Linked DNA regions of Mus musculus: region 1 is linked to region 2. The links are chromatin loops, found by intact Hi-C in ENCODE. Cell type or tissue: left cerebral cortex. All regions are shown on one strand. Each heading gives the region's core, and the rest is flanking DNA. Links, peaks and the distances in the headings are about the cores only. Region 1 overlaps Gm46336 (a long non-coding RNA gene). Region 2 holds the start of E2f6 (E2F transcription factor 6).

Evidence for each region. A loop is a pair of places that touch in the nucleus more often than their neighbours do. Peaks named below come from ENCODE experiments on the same cell type or tissue, not always from the same donor. Only the 100,000 strongest peaks of a DNase experiment are listed, where the experiment ranks them.
Region 1: a loop joins it to region 2, with 2.6 times the contacts of the local background. A loop is called at or near these places in 3 of 42 quality-filtered maps.

The regions. Positions count from the first base shown.
Region 1 is chr12:17,334,548-17,345,989 of GRCm38, reverse strand. It overlaps Gm46336 (a long non-coding RNA gene), which reads left to right. Exons shown (of 2, transcript XR_001780553.2): 2 at 1,442-2,021. Among named protein-coding and RNA genes, the nearest start is that of Gm46336, 8.1 kb to the left of the region's middle. In left cerebral cortex, for the core only: a CTCF peak has its summit at 6,688 (motif pointing left); no DNase peak of the experiment used is centred there.
Region 2 is chr12:16,805,280-16,816,721 of GRCm38, reverse strand. It overlaps E2f6 (E2F transcription factor 6), which reads right to left and starts at 5,757. Exons shown (of 7, transcript NM_033270.2): 1 at 5,407-5,757; 2 at 268-322. The coding sequence starts at 5,514. In left cerebral cortex, for the core only: CTCF peaks have their summits at 5,483 and 8,463; DNase peaks (open chromatin) are centred at 5,773 and 8,472; H3K4me3 peaks cover 1,780 bases; H3K27ac peaks cover 1,123 bases.

The DNA.
Region 1 (11,442 bases), core at 1,751-9,750, 530 kb before region 2:
TCGGTATGGCCCCTGCCTGAGCCAATACAGGTGTGTAGGACCCTCGCAGTAAATACTTGTTGATAGATGAAACCATTGGTCACTCTGGCTGCTGTAACAAAACACCTCAGACTGGGTAGCTTATAAACAACAGAAAATTCTCAGAATTCTGAAGGCAAGTAAGTCAAAGTTCAGGGTACCCTCAGCTCTGGTCAGGACTGACTTCCTTCATGGGCATTTTCTCACTACTAAGAAAGACACATGGTAGAAAAGACCTTGAGCTTCCTAAAACCTACTTTATAAGAACTCCAGTTACAGCCTAGCAGTGTTGGCACACGCCTTTAATTCTAGCATTTGGGAGGCAGTGGCAGTCGGGTCTCTATGAGTTTGAGGCCAGCCTGGTCTACATAGCGAGTTCCAGGACAGCCAGGGCTACTCAGAGAAACCCTGTCTTAAAAACAAACAAAACAACAACAAACCCACAAAACATATTTATAAGAACTCCACCCTTAACCCTATCATCCCCCACTATAGTTTGAATATGAACTGTTATACTCCCTAAAATTGTTCATGTGTTGAACACTGATCCCCAGCTGATGATAATATTGAGAAGTGATTGGATTATAACAGCTCCAACTTGATCAACAGATACCTGAATAGGCTCTTAAGAGTTGGGGCCTGGGCTCAACAAGTAATAGCCCTTGTACCCAACCTGGTGATCTAATATTGATTCCCAGCACCCATATAGTGAAGGAGAGAGATAACTCTGGCAAGTTGTTCTGTGGCCTCCAAACACATGTGCACCCACCCCCATGCAAAGTAAATAATGTAAAGAATTTTTTAAAATTTTAAGTAGGGGCCAGCTTGGAGGAGTAGTTCACTGGGGGCATGCCTATGGAAGCTCTCTCCCCCTCTTTTTCCTCTTTCTCTACCTTCTTTTTCTCCTGTTTTTTTTTTTAATCTCACTCTTCCTGACAGCTTGAGGCACATATCCCCTCCTGGGCTACATGTTCCTGCCACCATGGAGCCTCGAAGCCATGGGACCCACACCTCTGAGAATGAGAACCAGTGTAAACCTGTCCTCTTTTCAAGTTGCTTTCTTAGGTGTTTAGTCACAGCTTCAGAAAGCTGACTGGCAACCACCCCACTCCCCAGACCCCTTCCTCTAATACCATTCCCCTTCCTCTAACCATCCCCTTGAGGATTTCAACATCCAAATCTGAGGGAAGAGATGCATACAGAACATAGCACTCTTTGCTAGGAATTTAGTTCAGTGGGTCAGTACTTGCCTGCAAGCTCAAGGCTGTGGGTGTGATCCCAGCACACACAAATAGAAAGAAGGGGGAGAAGTTATCCTGACCCAAAGGCCTTCAGCGTTTCATACGCTTTAGCCCTTGTTGATACCACATAGCTCCACAAAGATGGTTTTTATTTCAAACACATCCACTTGTCTCTCCAACAGGAACAGCACAATTGATAGTCAGCAACTGCACAGAAGAGAACACAGGCTTTGCTTCAACATGAGCAAAGTCTCTGCGCATCCAACCCCAAAGGTCTGACCTGCCTTGCCCAGCCGACAGCCGCTGAGGGAGTAGCTGGACTCAGCTGAGGGAGTAGCTGGACTCAGCTGAGGGAGTAGCTGGACTCAGCTGAGGGAGTAGCTGGACTCAGCTGAGGGAGTAGCTGGACTCAGAGAGTGCTGCTCCAGTGCTGCTCCAGTGCTTTTAGCATCTTGTCTAACAAGGCACCCAGTCTCCCCCGTGGGGGGGGGGGGCGGGGGGCAGTGAACTTTGATGAGGGGCTGTGGAACACAGACTTCTGAACTAGACTGTTTGGGCTTCACTGCTAGCTCTAACATGTGCTGCTGCATAGTGAGAGTTAGCCCCCTGCCTCTGGTTCATACTGCAGCTGGCTGTTGTGAGAGTAAAATGCCGCAAATCACTGATTTCAGAGTGTCTGCCACTCAGACCAGGCTGGCCTTGGACTCAGACATCCATCTGCCTCAGATTTCTGAATACTGCGATTAAAAGCGTGTGCAGCCACACCAGGCTCGAGCTGTTTAATTGTAGAATCCTTTGACAGAGGGCCGTAGAAGTAGCTCATAGGGTAAGTGTGCTTGCTGCTAATCCTAGCAACCCTAAGTTTGATCCCCAGGTGGGAGGAATAAACTGAGTCCAACAGAGTATCCTCTGACCCCACATATCTGTCTTCCCATTTCTTTATCTTAAAATGCTTTAATATGTATTTAAAAGAATCCTTTGGCTAAAGAGTGTCAGATATTCCCTGAGAACAAGAGTAAGCTAACTAATTTCATCTGTGAACTACAATCTGGCCACAAGACTGCATTTGCTTTCCCCAATCCTGACCCCTGTCCTTATGATGAAATTGATGCCTGACATTGTGACCATGTTTGAATTCATTCCCTCAAAGCTTGCACAGCGGGTCACTGCCTGTTCTGCACAGCCCTGGAGATGGCCTCTAATAGCCATACTTTGGGGTTTGAATGAGTGAGCTTATTAAATATAAAGTAAGCAAAAGTAAAAAACAATAAATAGCAGGTAGCCGACAGAAAAGCAGATAAACAAGAAGACATCAAATCAGGTGTTAAAAACACCGAGATGACTGGAATGGCCCAGTTGGGAGAACAATGTGTCACATTGTCAAGATCCCCACCATGTTTGTGCACTTTATAAACATCCAGCAGAAGCCAACTAAGAAGGGTAAGGGAGTCAGCTGGAGTTCTCCACTGAACTCACCATGGGTGAGCTCTGGGCCCCTTTTCCCACTATAGATAAGCTAAACAACAGTAACATCTGTTAGAAATACTTTACCTTGTAGCTGTTCTCAGCTATACAAATTCCTTAAACTATTGTATTATTTTTTAGTTATGGTTGTGTCTGTATTTAGGTATGTGAATGTTAGTGAAGGGTAGAGGTGTTGGATCTTGTAAGACTGGAGTTACAGGCAGTTGTAAGCTGCCCAATGTGGGTGCTTGGGCCCAATACCAGGTTCTCTGCAACAGCAGTTTGTACTCTTCATGGATGAATCCTCTTTCCAGCCTGATAAGATGCTTTAAATTCTCTTAGGCGCGTATTTTTCTCCTCTTCTACCCCCTTACAGAGTCAGGTGATCATCAGCCTGACCCAGGACACCGAGTTTTGGAGGAGACAAGTTTTGCTCCCCGGGTGAGCGTTCAATAAATGTAAACAGCGGTTGGCAATTTAGCAGTGTAATGTGCACAACACTGGTGCATGCTCACCATTTAACTCTGGTGGTCAGACCTGGTAACTGAACCACAGCACTGTGAATGCTTAACTTAACCAGACTAATCATAGTGAACAGGTTATGACAAAAGACAAAATACACAGAAGTTCAAGAACACAGCTCCTTTTGTAGATGATTTAGTCAGGCAGAGATGATAACAAGGGCCTACTACACATGGCTTAGCACTTTCCCATCACTGTTGCTGAAATGAGAGATGATAGCCAGTGGTCATTAAAAGACTTGTTTAAGAAAATGAAGAAGATATATCAAGACTGAGGCTCGAGAGATGGCTCAGCAGTTAAGAACGCTAACAGCACACCCATGAGGACCAGAGTTTCTATCTCAGCACCGGCACAATGAACCTCATCCTTGTATCCTGTAAAGACCTGTAACTGTGGTTCCAAGGGATCCAGTGCCTTCTCCTGATACCTGTGTCCTCAAGACAAGCCCACCTGCACAAATAGATACATATGCATTCACACAGATACACACATATGTAAATAAATGAAGATAAATTGGGAAAATGTATTTAGACTGGGAAAAATATTTACAAAATACACATTTAACAGACTAGTGTCTGGGGTCTGTGAAGAGCCCTTAGCCAGGCATGGTGGTATACCCATGTAATCCCAGCCATGGGGAGGCTAAAGAAAGAAGATTCTGAGTCCATGGCTAATTTAGGTCACCAGGGAAGGCTGGAGAAGCAATTCTGCTGCTCTTCTGTTCCCAACAACTACATGTGGCAGCTCACAACTGGAACTCCAGCTCCAGGGGATCCCATGGCCTCTTCTGGCCTCTAAGGGCAACTTGGGCACACACTTCTTCTACACAGACACACAAACATAAAAAATTTAAAATAAATTAGCTGGGTATGGTAATACATACCTTTAATCCCAACGCTCAGGAGACAGAGCCAGGCAGATCTCTGAGTTTGAGGCCAGCCTCGTCTACAGAGTGAGTTCTAGAACAGCCAGGGATACACAGAGAAATCCTGTCTCAAGGTGTGTGTGTGTGTGTGTGTGTGTGTGTGTGTGTGTAGGTGGGCCTGTGGGGGGAATAAATTTTTTTAAATTTTAATTTAAAAAAAAAAACAAAAGCCAGCCTTGACCACAGACACCCCACCCCCATAACCCCAACAACTCAGGAAACTGGAAGCTGGAGCAAGAAAATTTCATGTTTGAAGCCACTCTCAAATATATAGTTCAAGGCCAGCCTAGGTAACTTAAGGAGATACTGCCTCAAAACTGAAAAATATAAAATAAAGATGGCTGTAATTGTTGGCAGAACACTTGCCTAGTATATGAGATCTTGGGCTCAATCTCCAAGATTGTAAAGGAAACAAATATAACTTCTAATCAAAACCAAACAGAACTCCTGGTACTCAATAAAGATAAAGGAATCTAATAAAAATATATGATAGTATTTTTATGACCAATAAAAGCATGTGGATGTCGGCTACATGAGTAGTCATCAGGAAAGTAGGACCAAACAACGTACATAAATATCTGGTTGTTTAAAATAAAAAATTTCTGGGCCAGTGAGATGGCTCAGTGGGTATAGGTATTGCTGTCAGGATCACTACCGGATTTAATCCCTAGAACCCTCACAAAAGTAGAAAATGGACTGACCCCACAGATTTGCCCTCTAACTTCCACATGACAATGTCATGTATGGCCTACCTCACACGCATAAAACATGAACACATTACATATACACAACAGCAATAACATTAAATTAAATGTTTTTAGTTCTAGGAAGCCACTGTTGTTTGTTGCAATGCTAGGGATCAAGTCCAGGGCTTTGGCCTGACATGATAGCTGATGTCTATAATATCAGCACGTAGGAAACGGAGGCAAGAAGATTAGGAATTCAAGGTCATCACCTGCTGTGTAACACTTTAAAGGCCAGCCTGGTCTACCTTAGACCCTGTCTCAAACAAAACAGGTCTGGAGAAGAGAGATGGCTTAGTAGTTAATAGTCCTTGCTGCTCTAGTAAAGGACCCAGGTTAGGTTCTCAGCACTCAGCAGAGGCTTCTAATTATCCTTAACTCCAATCCAAGATTTCCACACCCTTCTTTTTTTTTTTTTTCCATTTTTTATTAGGTATTTAACTCATTTACATTTCCAATGCTATACCAAAAGTCCCCCATATCCACCCACCCCCACTCCCCTGCCCACCCACTCCCCCTTTTTGGCCCTGGTGTTCCCCTGTACTGGGGCATATAAAGTTTGCAAGTCCAATGGGCCTCTCTTTCCAGTGATGGCCGACTAGGCCATCTTTTGATATATATGCAGCTAGAGTCAAGAGCTCCGGGGTACTGGTTAGCTCATAATGTTGTTCCACCTATAGGGTTGCAGATCCCTTTAGCTCCTTGGCTACTTTCTCTAGCTCCTCCATTGGGAGCCCTATGATCCATCCATTAGCTGACTGTGAGCATCCACTTCTGTGTTTGCTGGGCCCCGGCATAGTCTCACAAGAGACAGCTACATCTGCGTCCTTTCAATAAAATCTTGCTAGTGTATGCAATGGTGTCAGCGTTTGGATGCTGATTATGGGGTGGATCCCTGGATATGGCAGTCTCTACATGGTCCATCCTTTCATCTCAGCTCCAAACTCCGTCTCTGTAACTCCTTCCATGGGTGTTTTGTTCCCAAATCACCCTTCTTTTGGCCTCGTTGGGCACCAGGCATGCAATATGCATATGTGCATGTAGGCAGGAGACTCGTGCTCATAAAAACATAAGCCAGTTAAAAAATATATACCCATCCAGGTGGTGGTGGTACAAGCCTTCAATCCTACTCCTCAGGAGGCAGGCAGATCTCTTAGTTCCAAGCGTGTTCTACAGAGCAAGGACCAGGACAGCCAGAGCTACCCTGAGAAACCCTGTCTTGAAAAGTCAAAAAAAAAAAAAAAAAAAAAAACAAAAAAAAAAAAAAAACAAATGAATAAATAAACTAAACCCCAAACCTCCAGTTGCAGGAGACGACTGCTCTGTTGTCATGACATCAAGCCTGGGGCCTGGTGACTCATGCCTGTAATCCCAGTATTTAGTAAATGGGGGCAAGAAGGTCATGAATTCTAGAAATTGTTATGTTCAAATCCAAAATGTCCCCCCTGCTAGGCTTGTGGTTTGACCATAGTCCCTAGCTTGTGGTATTAGTTTTGCAGCCTTAAGGGTGTGTAGACTGGCTGGCAGGTGTGGGTCACTGCAGCCTGGGCTTTGAAAGTTGTCCTTGCTCTGATTGGGATCTGTTCCTGGTGCTAGTCAGCTCATTAGGCTTCCTGGTCCTCAACGAGAAAGGAACCTTGGGGCCTGGAGAGATGGCTGGGTGGTTAAGTGCACTTGTAGCCCTTGCAGAGGACCACCTTTGTTTGCCAGCATCCATATGATGGCCCACAACCATTTGTGACTCCAGTTCCAGGGATACACCACCCTCTTCTGGTCTTCTCAGGCACTGCATGCATGTGCTTTACTGATATCAATGTAGGCAAAGCACCCAGGCACATTAAAAAATAAAATAAAAATAATTGTAAAAAGAAATAAGCCTCCACCACAGACAGACCCCCCGCTACCACCCAGGCATGCCCCCATGCCTTCTGCACTATGATAGACTAAATTTCTGAAACTGTAAGCTCTTCTCTCCTTTTTAAAGTTCTTTTCAACCTTTTTCTTATGTATATGATAACCACTGACCACATCCCTTAATTCTGCCCCTTGATCGTGATTATGCATCTATTTACTGCCTCTCCCAATAAGAGGTCAGTGCCAAGATCAGGGCCTGTGTTGCCAATAACTGTGTTCCCACAGTTTCAGTACTGACCCAAAGCAAGTGTGCAACATGTATTTGCTGAATGCATGAATGGCCAAGTAGCCAAAGGAAAGGGACAGCCAGAGAAAGGTCCTGTGCCAATAGCAGGGCCAGTTGGCCCAGCAGTGTGACCCATTTCATCATGACTGAGATGGAGGAGGAGAACTCTAAATAAGAGGCCCTCACTGAACCAAGGCAGGGCGACTAGCAGAGACGGTGGATGCATGGAATCCACATACTGAGGGTACTGGGTCATGGCTCAGTCCCAGCTGGAAGAGACAAGCAGAAGATGACAGAATGCAGACTGTGTATGCAGGATAAGGGGAGGTGCAGTCAGGCAAGCAGGGGGTGGGAGGAGCAGCAGGTTGTGGTGAGAGAGTGGGATACTGGAATTCAAGATTTCAGAGGTGGAGCAGTTTCAGCTGCTGATGAGGCACAGGGTGTGGCCATAAGGAGTGGGCAGCTGAAATGACAGGAGGAAAAGGTCTTGGAGAGTGTAGCTCAAATGCAGAGGGGCCAAGTGTTTTTTGTGGGAGCACACAGTCTCCCTTTCTTTGGCTGGAGAGAAGTAATTGATTAATGTCAGATATCTGAGTCTACAGTGAACAGAGTGAGTGACTGGATAAAATGATTCCTTCATTCAATAACCATTTCTTCATCCAGAAAACATGCATTGTTTATTAACGTCAGCCCATAGTGACCCAGGCAGCCCGGGATCTATTCTGTGTAAGTTTCTATGCATGTGTCTTCATAGAGACATACTGGCTTTCTCTCAACCCTTCCTAGCAGGAACAGAGTGGGTAAGGAGATGGCAGGATTCTTGCCAAGCAGGGTCTTCTGGGCAGGCATGGAAGAAATAATGGTGTTCTGGTTATGAGGTGAGATGGGGTCAGGATGTGCTGTCCCCACAGTGCTTAGGCAATGCCTCACCAGGAAGCAGAGTCAGGTGGGAGATAAAGTGGAGTCTACCTGCTTTGGAAGTTGGTCCTTAGAACCCTCGTCTTGGGATAGCACTCTGGGAAGAATGAGCGGGGCAAAGGTGGGGATGACTGGAAACCAAGGGACTGGACAAGTCTAGGGAACAGGACATCCCCAAACATGCTCCATGCCTTTGGAGCTGAAGACATGCCCATACCCACTGCAGAAAATAAAACAGTTGCTGGTCGGACGTGGTGGTGCACGCCTTTAATCCCAGCACTTGGGAGGCAGAGGCAGGCGGATTTCTCAGTTCAAGGTCAGCCTGGTCTACAAAGTGAGTTCCAGGACAGCCAGAACTATACAGAGAAACCCTGTCTCGAAAAACCAAAAACAAACAAAAAGCAGTTGCTGTTTCATGACATCTCTCTCTCTCTCTCTCTCTCTCTCTCTCTCTCTCTCTCTCTCTCTCAATCAATCAAAACAAGAACTTCAATGTTTTCTAGGCAAGAGCATTCTGCTGCAGAGCTATATCCCCAGCTCTCATAAAAATTTTAGGGATTTGCTTTTTGTTTTGTGGGATTTTTGTTTGTTTTTGAAACAAGATTTTCCTATGTATCTCTGGCTGGCCTTGAACTCTACACAACCGTCCTACCTTAGCCTCCTGAGTGCTGGGATTACAGTTAGATGTGAGTTTCTTTCTAGCCTCTGTATCTAAAGTTCAGTTACCAGCTTTCATCTTCTGAAAGGCTACCCTGAAAAGGGAGAGAAGCTGCTGTCCACAGCACCCATGTACCAGGTTGTCACTCTAAGTGAATTAACAGAGAAGAGAGGTTTCTCACCTTAGATGCTCACATGTGATTCCAGCAGTTCTAAAGGAGATTTTGGAAACTTCTTTAAGGAAATAGTAAGGGAGCTGGAGATACGGTTCTGTCCATAAGTGCTTGTTCTTCATGTTAAAGCCGCTCTGCACTGGAAAGGCAGAGGGCAGGATTCTGGGCACCATAGACAGTCAGTACAGCTACGTTGGCCAGCTCCAGATTTCAAGATTATCTCAAGGGTAGTCAGGAGCAATCCAGGAGGACATCTGACATTGACCTTTGATTTCCACACAAATGTATGCCACATATGAGCAAGGAAGAATCTTATCCGGCACCCTAAGGAACTGCCTGAGTTGTCCTCCCAAGGTGCTGGGGTGAGGGGGTGTGGCCTACCCCTCAGTGGAATAGAAGGACAAGGATGACAGGACCTGCCACCTCTTCCCTCCCATGGTCTTGGCCTTTGTCCATAGATTTCCTCCCATTGGACTTTGGCCAAGTAGATGTTTCCTTCTATTAGGCCAGGTGGAACAACCCATAGTGTGGACCTTTCTGGAGAGCCTGCTCCACGTGAGATGCTGTGCCAATACCAAGGCACAGGGACAATTCAGAAACAGGATTGGAAGGAGCTGTGTGGCCATTAGGGGATGCTGGCTGCGGGGAGGAAACTAAGGGAACTGGAGGGTTCCAGTGTCCAAGTTTAGCTACTTCAGCACCTTCATGCTGACCATCTGCTCTCCAGAAATGTTGGCCATCTATTTGGAGAATATAATATCCCTGACCTCTGCAGTTATTAATCTCTGTGTGTTCCCAGAATCTTGGCTCCAGCAGTGTTTGTTAGTGTCTTAGTTAGGGCTCCTGTTACTGCAATGAAACACCATGACCAAAACAAATTGAGGAGGAAAGGGTGTCTTGGGGTTTCTATTTCTGTGAAGAGGCACCATAGCCAAAGCAACTCTTATAAAGAAAAACATTTAATTGGGGCTGGCTTACAGTTTCAGAGGCTTAGTCTCTTATCAGCATGGCAGGAAACATGGCAGCCTACAGGCAGGCAAGGTGCTGGAGAAGGAACTGGAAGTTCTACATCTTGATCCGAAGGCAGCCAGGAGGAGGCTCTGTTCCACACTGGGCGAAGCCTGAGCATAGCCTCAAAGCTCACCTGCACAATGACACACTTCCTCCAACAAAGCCACACCTACTTCAATAAGGCCACACCTCCTATTAGTGCCACTCCCTATGGCCAAGCATTTTAACACATGAATTCATAGGGGCTAAACTTATTCAAACCACCACACTTAGCTTATATTTCCATATCATAGTCCACCAAGCCGAGCAAGAACATAAAGGCAGGGGCTGATGCTTACTGGTTTGCTTAGCCTGCTCTCTTCTAGAACCCAGACCACCAAACCAGGGGTGACACCACCCACCATGGGCTGGGCCCTCCCCCACCTAATTAAGAAAATGCCCTGCAGCTGGCTCTTACAGAAGCATTTTTCTCAATTGAGGTTCCTTCCTTTCAGATGACTCTAGCCAGCCAACACAGTCAGCCACGGTAAATTAAAGATATATCATTAGAGTGGTGAGTAATATGGACTTATCAATTGATTAATTTATATAGTTAGTAAATCATTCAGTATTACACTGTTCAGCAAAATCAGCACAATAATTTAATCATTAAGCAAACATATACTGCTTACCAGCTTTGTGTCAGGCATGGTAATGACCTAACTAGGCAAGACTGAGATCAGTGATGCAAGATCAGTGGCCATGTGGTTCTCATTGTATTCACACGCTACATTATTTCCTTGAGGCAGGGTCTCTCACTGAACCTCGAGCTAAATTAACAAGCCCCAGACAATTTTCCTGTGCACCTTCAGCACTGGGGTCACAGATGTGCACCCACTCCTAGCTTTCTACATGGGCACTGGAGATTTGAACTCCGGTCCTCATGTTTATGCGGCCACCAAGCCTCATCCCCCAACAAACATTTTTGAGTGAAGTCCTTTTTATCTTTATTCTGTTGATTGTGAATGCTGGCATCATATTGAGACAATTTCCTAATTCAAAGTCACAAATATTTATTTCTATAACTTTTGTAAGAGTTTTATTATTGTACTCTAACAATTCAACCTATGATGATTATGGTGAAAGGGTCTACTGTGACTTAGAGTTGGTAATCAACGTCCTCTACTGGAGATGGAGAAGAGGTGTGGTGTACATGAGAAGATGAGGGGACGGGAGACAAGGGAAGAGGGGAGGGGAGAGAAAGGAAGAGGGGAGGGGAGTGGAGAGGAGGGGGAGGAGGGAGAGGGGGAGGGAGAGGGGGAGGGGGATAGAGGGAGAGGGAGAAGAGGGAGAGAGGGAGGGAGAGGGGAGAAAGAGAAGAGAAGAGAGGGGAGGGGCTTCAGAGGGCAGAAATAGAATGGATCAGAGAAATTCTGTGTAACTTGTTTATGAACTGTATCAAAGGCTGGACATAATCCCAAATCAAAAGCTTGAAGGAGATTGGGTGAGTATAGAGTTGTGGTCCCTAGCCACAGGCAGCTTGATAGCAGTGTGAGACAGGCAATGGGCAGGGTTCCTCAGGGCTGGCTATTTGCCCATGAAGTATACTATGAAACAAAGTAAATTAGGATAACATGCTTGGGAAGACCAA
Region 2 (11,442 bases), core at 1,225-9,224:
TTACATGAGAGAGTAAGGCCAGGAGTAAAGGGACCACAGGGAACTCTGTGGTAGGAGGCTTTGCTGACATGTTTAGTGCTGCCACTGCGCTAAGGGGGCAAAGACATCAGTTCCTCCCACCCTGCCTCAGTTTCAGCCATCACAGCAAGGTATCCTTTGATGCCATGTTACTTCTGTTCTCATGACCCGGTGTACAAGCAAAACCAACCAAGCTAACCACGTGATGCCCAAACCAGAAAACCCAAACTCACTTAGGAATCAACTTACTTCTCATGGACACATACTGTACATTTTCTTCTAGATTAATCCTTATTTTTGATGGCTGGAAAAAAGAAAATGTAAGAATTAACTCAGCATTTTATAAATAGCAATGCAAATAAATTTCATTCTGTGGTAGTTTTTTTTAAGGCCTTTCCTCCCCCAATCCTGAAGTAATGAGGGAGTGAGAAAGAGAGTCTTTTCAAACTACACTTGGTCTGTGATGCCCCCCATGGATCCCTAGGCTGCATATACTTCTGTGTAAATACAGGAAGATTGGAGGGAGACGGGATACCTAAGTGGGAAACAACTCCCGCAGACACTCCTATATCAGCCGCGCCAGGTGCTGGGGAGAAGACAGCGAGGGACAGTTAGGGCACGGCCCTGAGTCTTGGAAGGCTTAGAGATGTGGAAGTTGTGGCGCACCAGCTGAGGCTCACCCCTGGCTACTTAAGTGGCTCCAAAACTTTGCTCACCAACTCTCAGTCAGCCATGCACTCCCATTAATAAACAACCAGAAGCCTTAAAACAATTAACGGGAAGCAGTACATGCTATAGATAGAGAAATAAGAATAGTGTTGGATTACTGAGACACCAGGCAAAGGGCAGTAGCCCCAGTGCTGGTCTCCCATGCTGCTGGGCGTTTGGAGGCCGCTGAAGCTGCATCAACTGCAATGGCGATTTGCAATACATTTAGGAATTGTTTTTGCTTCCTGTATAGGTACACACTGTGGCCATGTGGGAGTGGTCCAGCTTTGTAGCTAGAAAATGACCAACCACATCAAGGCTATGCTGAAGTGTTTAGGTTTTAAGCAGTGGAGACTCACCAAAGACTTCTGAAGAAGACCACGACACAATCTCATTCATGGTCTATAAATGTGGTCAAATGGGACAGCTAACTGTCTAAAGGGTCAGGGGTGGGGCAGCTGGTGGCCAGGGGGACAACAGAGAGGCTGCTCACACCAGAGTTACAGAACCTTTGCAGACGATTCCTGTCACCTCTGACAAGAACATCTGGTAGCAGGTTAACTTGACATCCTGCCGCAAAGCCAGTTTAGGCCAGTCTAGGACTGAAATGACCGTGTGACATGTTGGACGTGCAACCCTGAAGCTGGTTGCTCCTGCCATAGGCAGGGACTAGCTCTCAACAGTGCCGGCAATGGCATCCAACAACACAACTCTGAAGCAGTCCTGTGAAAGTCAAGAGACAAGTGTGATCAACTGTCATTGCTATTTTTACATGGAACTCTTCTCCAAACACACTCTGGGCTAACTACCTAAGCAAGGCTTTTCTTCTTCCATTTATCTATTCTGCATCTATGTGCAATGGTGTACATGCTGGGGTCCGTTCTCTCCGTCCACCATATGGTTCCTGGGCATTGATTGAATTCAGACTGTAAGGCTTGGCAGCAAGTACCACAACCTACTGTGCTATCTGGCTGGCCTGCTAGGCTTTTTTGAGAAAGGTCTCATACAGCTCAGGCTAGCCTCAAACTCAACCTATCCCTAAGGATGACTCTGAATTTCTGATCCTCCTGTCTCCATCTCTTGAGTGCCGGGATTGTGGGCATATGCCTCAACACCCATTTATTTAGTCCTGGGGATTGAACCTGGGGTTCTGTGCTAAGTAAACACTCTCAACTTAGCATACACTCCTGCCTCATAGCAAGGTTCTTGAATTGAGAAACAAGCCCAACCTCTCACACTGATGTGAACAGTGTGTTATTAACAAGTATCCTGAAGTGTTAATATGCTCATAGCTGCCTGCTGCAGAAGCTCCTATTTAACCTAGAGCAAGAGGGCCAAGCTCTGCACAAAGACTGCTTACTGGCTGCCCATTTGCTTTAGGGGGCATCTCCTCTGCTAACAGTTTGGTACAAGGACGGCACTCCAATGAGACTTGAGCCCATGCCCTGCAACAAATGCAGATGCATTATACACCGCATGGACTGACATAGGAAACAGGTTCCAAAACCATCATTCATTGTCTTCTCCATGTCTAAAATCCTTCCTTCTCTTTCTGAGATGGTTTCTTGCTATAATGTCCTGGCTATTCTAGAACTCTCGATGTAGCTGGTTTGAAATGTGCCATCCTCCTGCTTCAGCCTCTGAGTGCTGGGACCACATAAGTGTCCCAGCACCATGCTTGGCTAACACTCTCACTGTGAAGCTGCAAAGCCATCTTGCTGACACATGAAAGGACAGAAGACTATCCACGTGCCCCCTCCCCCAGCCCCAGTGGACACCATTAGAGACCTCAGGACTTTCAGAGAACACTCAGCAGTGACTCTGGTGAGTGAGCTGCACATTTGACAAGCTTCAACCCACTTCCTTACTGCTCCAATTCTCACATCTAGAAACTTCGGTGTCTACATCTGGAACACAGACTGGAATAGCACCATCCCCCGGCCCCATCCCTTGTATCTACAGCTTTAGGTGGCTTTAGAATCTTCTGTTTGGAGGGTTGGGGTAACGATGAGGACAGGATCTCACTGTACAATCCAGGTTAGCCTGGGACTTGCTATATAGCCTAGTTAGGCCTTTCACTCACCATCCTTCTGTCTCTGCCTCCCAAGGACTGGCATTACAGAACTGGGCCACCACACCTGGCTAGAAGCTTTAAAGGTGGAGAGAAAAATAAAAAGTGACTTTTAGAGACTAATGTCCTAGGCACTGCCTCCTAAGTAGTTACTGCTCTCTATGCATAGGTTTCTCTGTATTAGCTCCCTGTGTGGGAGCAAGACTCCTTCAAGAGCTCATTGAACACGAATCTCTCTAAGGTGACTGCATTCATGTCACCACCCAGATCTTCCTGATCATCTAATGTGCAAACCAAGTTCACCTCCATCCAGGATTGTCTTCTCCCTGCTCCCCAAAGCCAAGAGCAGGTTTAAGCCATTTAACTTATCCTGGCAACAACACTTAGCAAGCTATGTAACTGCTCTGCACATGGCTTATTAATTCTTTGCATTTGCTAGTCAATTAAAAAAATACTACTGACATGTTAAGTCACTATTTTACAGGCAAGAAAATAGAGTCCCTACTTTATTAACTTCTTGCTTAATCCTTTGTCCATGGCCAGATCTTCACTACAGTATCAAACAGACCCGCAGAGGACTGAGCAGTCAAGTATAGAATTGCTCTGGGACACACAGAGTCTGGCTAACAGTCTTGAGGTAAAGAGGAGCTAAAGACACTTGTCTTAAGACAAGTTACCCATGAATCTGGACTTCAGACATCTTGACAAACGTCAATATGGAAATGAGGCCTAGGATGGAGCATGCAACCTCAGAAAGATCATTTAGGAAAGGCAAACATGGAGCCAGATTATGCTGCGAGGACTCGACTTTGTCCTGGGAGCACTAAGGAACCACTAATTCCTTTGGCCAAATGAAGATAGAAACACACCTTCAAGAGACCATACGTTAAGGATGAAGCACACAGGCGGTGAGTGAGAGGCAGCAACAGTGGCAGGAAACTGGTCGAGATGGCATTATAGCACAGAATAGCTGATGTGAATGACTTCAGTGACCTGGGGGTGGGAGGGGGGGTGTCTGGGGGTGATTCTGAAACAGAGGAAAAGGTAACAGCCATGTCCAGAGTGCTGGCTCAGGCACCACGATAGGCAGAGCACCATTAAGGTGGGATTCGAGAAAGAGGTTGCTTTCTTAAGGCGGGGGTGGGGTGGGGTGTGTCTGTGAATCTGGCTTTGGATATCAGAGTTTGAAATCTGCAGCTCAGCAGTTATAAACGCTCGCTGTTCTTCCAGAGGGCTCAGTTCATCCATGTGCCAATTCATAACCACTTATTATGAGCTCCAGGTGATCTAACACTGGTTTCGGGCCTCCGTGGGCACCAGTACACACGTGGCATCCACGAAGACATTTTCTTTTTTAAGAAGGGACATCTAACAAACAGTTGGAGAGCTCCAGGAAAGATGTACAGGTTTGGGAGTTACCTCGAGGCAACTAAAAATACCAGACTGGATAAGAAATCTAAGACTTTAGAAGACGTTATCTTCTGATAACCAAAAGTTAAGCGGTTTTCATTTAGAGCGTCTATCAAATCCTTAAAAAAAAAAAAAAACCTACCATGATCACAGGCCACAAGTTAGCAGTAGTGAGCGGTCACCTACATGAACAAACTGTAGAGAATCCTGGATGACACCCACGTGTCTGAAAAGGAAGGCGAAGGGGACAAGGGGACCCACCATGGCTGTCAAAAACACAACAAAGAGTTCTCAGCCAAAAGTGAGTGGTTAGTTATGACACAAGATAGGGTGTGAAACGAATACTGTAATTGACAAAACCATCAGTGACCTACGGATCTTATTTACAACAATCTTACCAAGTGCTTAGGACTAGAGTCCCCAGCACAGTGCTGGGTGGTAATGCAAGATCAGGTGGAAACTGAGCAGAAATTACTTAAAGAGAGAGAGAGAGAGAGAGAGAGAGGGAGAGAGAGAGAGAAGTTTGGGAAAGGCTGTCACTTGCAGTCATTCTGAGGGTCTTCCCAGTTTCCTCATTACCTAGCCCCAAGGCCAGACATCTCTGTACACACATCTCTGGGTCAGTTCTGACAAACTCTAAAAATAACTATCTCAAGGTTGCTCCAAGGAGTCAGACAAGACAATGCTCATGGCACAGGACCCGCCAGAATGGCTTGGATACAGCTTGCCTTGCTGAGAAAACAGCGATCAGGAGAAACGGACAAAGGAAGAATCCAGCAGGGACCCTGAGAAAGGTGGGAAGCACGGAACGGAGGGAACTTTCTCACTCTTTCATTTCCCCTGTCAGACAGCAAAGATGGACAGGCAAGATCGCCCAGTTGGTTAAGGCACTTGCCACCGAGCTTTACAAACTCTACCAGAGTTCCATCCCGCGAACCACAAGGCTGGAAGCATGGAACAGACTGCCCCAAGTTGCCTTCTAAACTCTACACGTGCCCCGTGGAATCCACGCGCTCGCGGCCCCCACCCCAACACAAAGTAAGAAAAATCCAATAGAAACATTTAAAAAGCAAAGGGCGGTTCAAGAATTGGGAGTTGCAGGGAGAGCCCCGGGGCAGCAAGCGACACTGTGCAGAGGGCCCGATGCAAGGAGCGCGTCCCACAGCACTTGACCTCCCGTGGCCCGGGTCCCCGCTCACCAGTAGGTTTTCCACGTTGATGGGGTCTCGGCAACGCCGGCGCACCGTTTCCTGCGCCGGGTCCACCAGCAGGCTGGGCTGTCTCCGCGCCGTCCGCTGCTGACTCATGCTGTCCCGCGCCCCTCGCGCCCCACGCGCCCTCCCGCCTTCCCCGGAGGCTCGGCGCGCGCGTTCCCGGCCCCTTCAGCGCCGCCCGCTCCACCCACGGAGCACTGCGGCTCCACCCACGAAGCGCCGCGGTCCCACTCGCGCAGCGATGAGCCCAGGCGCAGAGGGGGTCAGGGTAGGCTCGGAGGGGACCAGGGTGACCGCGGAGGCGCTCAGGTTCCCTGGCCGGCCATCTTTCCGCATGCGCAGTGCACCCGCGTTTGCACATGCGCAGCGCCGTCCGTTAGATCTCCCGCGCACACCGGTCCTCGCCCGCTGCCGACGCCCGGGTGTTCCGGAGGATGGATCCTTGGAGAGGATGGCGGCGGCGGGGGGTGGGGGTGTGTGTGGTGGGATGGGTTGGGGGAAGAAAAGAGGTGGAGCAGGGATTCCGGGGGATCGGAGCAGGCGCTCTCTAGTCCCAACCAGCGGACTGCAGGTTCTGAGTGCCCCGGGGCGATGATGGTGGGGCTCCCATCAGTCATCTAAAGGTGCTTAGCACATGCTCATGAAACAAGCCATCTTGGAGGGACCAGAAGGTGCAAGCTTCAAAGCCAAGCTCCACAGAGGCCCAGGCAGGGAGATCACGTGTTTGAATTCGAAGTCAGCTAAAGTTCGTAGTGAGAGTAGAATTTGTCCCAAAACCACAAACTTTACCCTCTATATCAGTTTTATTTTATTTTATTTTTGGTTTGGTTTTCCGAGACAGGGTTTCTCTGTGTAGCCGAACTCAGAAATCCGCCTGCCTCTGCCTCCCAAGTGGGATTAAAGGCGTGTACCACCACTGCCCGGCTCTGTATCAGTTTTTGATTACTTATTATTATATCAGGTATTGGGCTGGCTCAAGAAGATACTGTTTTGAATATAATAGACTGGATATCAGAATCCAATGGAGGAGAAAGATAAAACAGTTTAACGGGCTGGGAGAGGAGCACTGGCTAAGTTTAGGAGAACTTCCAGAGGACCTGAGTTCAATTCCCATCACCCACAGGGTGGCTCACAACCATATGTTACCTCCAGGCCCAGGGGGATTTAATGCTCTTTTTCTGGTCTCCACAGGCACCAGGCACGGACATGTTAACATGTTAGACAGTCATACATGTAGGCAAAACTTCTATGCACAGAAACTAAATTAGAAAGAGAAAAGAAAAGAGAAGTAAGTGACCTGGAGCCATAGGTATCTTTTCAAATTGTAAGGTCTTAAGCCAGTTTCTAAAAGTCGTTCTGTGCCTTAGTTTCTAAATTTGTAATGTGGAGAGTTCTTACTGATCGAAGTTACTAGCTTGTTCTCTCAAAAACCTGTCTCTGTAAAATTGCCCCAGTAAACTGCCACCTCCCTTTCTTAAGTAGCTTCTTTCCTGCCCTGTTCTCTTGTGAGTTGGGCATATCCTCTGACTCATTCTGTCAAATCTTTCTCTGATTCCTCACTTTGTCTGCCCTTAGTTAGATGCTACTTTTAAACATGTCTGCTTTCTTCTAAAAACCAACCTTACCTTCATTGCTAGGGATTAAAGGGTGTATGAAGGTGTCTGTATTCCAGCCAGAATGTACTATAATCCAGAGAGTGTCTGCATTTGGCCAGATCATGTAGACTTAGAGAGTCTTGGATGTGATCCCTTGTCAGAGTAGCCATGATGCTGGATTAAAATTCCTTTGCAGTGTGGTTTGATGTTTCGCCTGCCTGCATGTCTGTGTGTGGACACCATGTTCTCTGACACTAGAATTACAGACAGTTGTAAGCCACCAGGTGGTTGCTGGGTATTAAACCTGGGTTCTCTGGAAGAACAGTCAGTGCTCTTAACCACTGAGCCATCTCTTTGGCCCCTTTCACTTATTTTTAAATTATGTGTGTGTATGGGTTTGTGCACATGAACTGCAATGCTTTCAGAGGCTTGAGGCTTCTGGCTCCCCAGGAGCTGAAGTTGCAAATGGCTAGAGATGGATGCTTTGGCCCTCTTGGAAAGGCAGAAGTGCTCTTAACTCCAGAGCCACAGCTCTAGCCGCTATGTGTTTGAATGAAAGGGTAACACAATGCGCAACTTCCAGGCTGGAAGGAAGCTGCGGGAGTGAGACCTGGGACTTAGTGAGGGCGGAAGAGGCTTTTGGAAGAAGTTGGCTCCCACTAGATTTTACATTTCTAGGGGTCCGATACCATCTTAAGGGGGGGGGGTGTGTCAGAGGTCTTTGATCCTCTTGGGATCTCCAGTGTTAAGCTTGGAGCATGGCAGGTAGCAAGCGCTCAGTAAATGTTTGCCGAAGATTGGTAGAAGTAGAATACAACTGTGGAGAGGTCATCTCTAGAAGAGAAAGAGCACATTTTATGCACGAGTGGAGAGTTTCTCAGAGCAACTAGGAAAGACTCTACCACAAGGAGTTCGGAGAGATCCAATGCTGGAAAACAGGCATGGCTAATTTTAAGACCCCTTTCTCCATCCTCTGTTGAATGCCAAACCCTCTCTATACCTTTGTTCATGTGACTCTCATTTCAGATCTGAAGGTATGACCAAGCATGGTAGTGTATGCTCAGAATAACAACACTCTGGACACTGAAGTAGGACCACCAGATGCTAGAGATCAGCCAGGGTTACATAGCGAGAGACCATGTCTTAAACAACCAAAGCAACAACAAAATACAAGTTTCTGCTGCCAGCAAGTCCTGAAGAATAGTTTTCTTCCCAGTTTACAGATCAGAAAATCGAAGATCAGTAAGATTACAAAATTTACCCCAAGGAGCTAGCTAGTGAGTGCTAGAGACATGGTTTGAGTTCACAGCTGGATAATTCATTGGTATTTGGACCCTTGAGCAGCTTGTTGAAAACTGACCATATTTTCTACAGTCAAAAAGAATTAGGCCAGCAAAGGGGTGTGACTTAGGCACTCCAGGCTAATGAAAGAGCTTGAGCACACCCATCTGGGGAAAAGGAGAACAGCTGTTCCCTCAGTCACAGAAAAGCCCAGTCATGGGGCTGTAGCCTGAGGTTTAATCATCCCAGCGTTGTTTGAGCATCTTTCGGGTGCTGGGCTGTAGGTCAGGAGCTCTAACTCTTACAAGGACATCCTGGAGTACTAGGAGATGCCAGGTTGATGAAGATGTATGACCAGAGAGCATGAGAACGAACTGAACATGTCTGACACATCATGGCAACACAGAAAACGAGGGGAAAATAACAACGGACTTTGGGGCTTGTTCCTGCATCACCATGTAAAGCTATCTGGAACAGTAAGTGACGTACAGAGACTCTGGCTAGCTTTGTGGTGACACAGCAGGCCTTCAGCCAATGGATCCTTTGTGCCACTCACTGGAAACTTAAGATTTGTATTCCCTTCTAAGAGCCATGTGGTCAAAACCAATGCCCAGTGAAATGGTTATTTAGACATGGCCTTTGTGAGGCAACCAGGCAAAACCTCTCAAGAACTGGGATGCCCCCATAGTAGACACTGAAGGGAGCATAGATGGAGAAGAGCAGTTGGCAGTGCTTGCCTAGTGTGCATGAAACCTTGATTTCATTTTCATCACCATATGAACCAGATGTAGTAGCACACTTTTGATCCCAAGCACTTGGGAAGTGGTAGTAGGAGGGTCATAAGTTCAGGAACATCTACAGTTAAATCATGAGTAGTGAATTTGAGGCTAATTTGGGATGCCTGAGATCTAGAGGGGGTCAGAGGCAGAACACAGAGGAGAGATGTCTTATTTCTTCTACCATGGGACAATGAGTCATGAGTCTCAGCATTGCCATTACCTGGGTAAGTGTGTGTGTTACTAGAAATGAAGGTTCTATGGCTCTACCCAGAACTACCACATTAAAAGCTCAGAGGTTTGATGTATTCTGTAAGGCACTGGCTGGGTCCTGGTAGGAAACTAGCTTTTCCTGGCTCTGCAAGTACCCAGTCCACTAAATTGATACTTTGTTAAATCAAAGCCAGGTTAACTTTTCTGATGTGATATTTGGAGGATGAAGACCTAGAACAAACATGGATGGTGTCCTGGCTCATTTCATGTCAATTTGACACAAGCCAGAGACATCTGATAGGAGGGAACCTCACTTGAGAAAATGCGTCTATAAGAACCAGCTGTAGGGCATTGTCTTAATTAGTGATTGGTAGGGGAGATCCCAGCCCATTGTGGGTGGTGCCATTCATGGCCTGTTGGTCCTGGGTTTTATAAGAAAGCAGGCTGAGCAAACCATGAGGAGCAAGCCAGTAAGCAGCAACCCCCCATGGCCTCTGCATCAGCTCCTGTCTCCAGGTCCCTGCCCTGACTTTCTGTCCTGACTTCCTTTGATGATGAACGGAAGCATAAGCCAAACATACCCTTTCCTCTCCAAGTTGCGTTTGGTCATGTTGTTTCATCACAGCAATAGTAACCCTAATTAGGATACAATTGGACGCATTCAACAAGCAGGCATGTTGTAATGGACGTGATGTACTTTGGAGACTGGGAAAATGGATGATGCTACAAGCGACCAGGTGGTCACCTACATAGAGAGGGTTACAGCCTTTGTGTTTTATTCAGTTCTGCTTTCTTGTAGCTGAGAGGCCCCTAAATATAGCTTCTTGCTGTAGACAGAATGTCTCTGCACACACTGAGGATTGTCTTAGACGAAACTTTATATCTCGCCTCTTCCTTTTCTTCTTCACTTCTTCCTCCCCTGCCCCCTTCACCTTCTCCCCTTCCTGCTCCACTTCTCTCCTTCTTCCTGTTCCTCTCCTTTTCCTTTTCCTCTTCCCCTTCCCTCTTCCCTTTCATTCCCTTTCTCCTCCTCTTCCCCTTTTCTTGTTCTTCCCTCCTTCCCATCCCTCTTCTCCTTCCTCTCTCTCCTTCCTGCTTCCCCTACTCCCCTCTTCTTCCTGTTCCTCTCCTCTTCCCTTCCTTCCTCTCCTTCCTTCTCCCCCTCTTCCCTTTCAGTCCTTTCCTTCTCTTCTTGCTCCTCTCTCCCTCCTCCTCTTCCTCCTATTCTTCCTCCTTCTTCCCCTCCTTTTCCATCCCCCAACTTGCCCCATGTCCCACTCCTCCTCTTCTTTAAAACAAGGCCCTACCTTTATAGCCCAAATGGGCCTTGAACTCACTGTGTAACTCAGGATTTCTGTGAAGCCCAGGTTGCTCTGGAATTTGCAACCCTCAGGGCTCAGCCTAGAGTGACTTTTCTTTTATGGAAGTCCAGTTCTGAAGTATGATTGTTCCCAACTCTGCACTGGGTTTTTGAAGGAAAGTCTTGTCAGATGAATTACATTAATCTTTTTCTTTTCCGCTTGCTTTAGTTTGTTTGGTGTTATTCTGTTGACTGCTAAATGTGCTCTGTTTAACTGTTAGTCTTATGTACCCTACCTTTGCGGTCTATCTTGGCTTTGCCTCTGATTCCTTCACGTGTCTAATGTTCCCTTACTGTGAATAGCCGAGTGCCGGCCTACCTTATTCAGAGAATGTACCATCAAGTTCCTTGGCTCTCCACCAGGTGGAGCAAGTTCACCTTAGGAGTCCAGCCTCACTATCTGTCTCTGTCTCTTTCCGTGGTGTGTGTGTGTGTGTGTGTGTGTGTGTGTGTGTGTATGGTTTTTGTTTTGAATGTGAAAGGTAGCTGTAAAGTGGAATGGAGGAGATTCCTTTGGATCTGGACTTAAGGTTTTAAGTAAGGAACTGTTTTATCAGGCCTCTGATATATTATTTGTTTGTAATAGGGAGTCTCATGTATCCCAGACTGGCCTTAAAACTTGCTGTATAGCCAGGGATGGTGTGTACCATTTCATCTGGTTTAATAGAGTGCTGGGGACTGAGCATACACTTTGTGTATGCTGGACAAGCACCCCACCAACTGAAGTATATCCCAGCTCCAGACTTAGTATCGATAAGGGTGGAGTTTAGTGTTAATACCTTTTACTAATAAACCA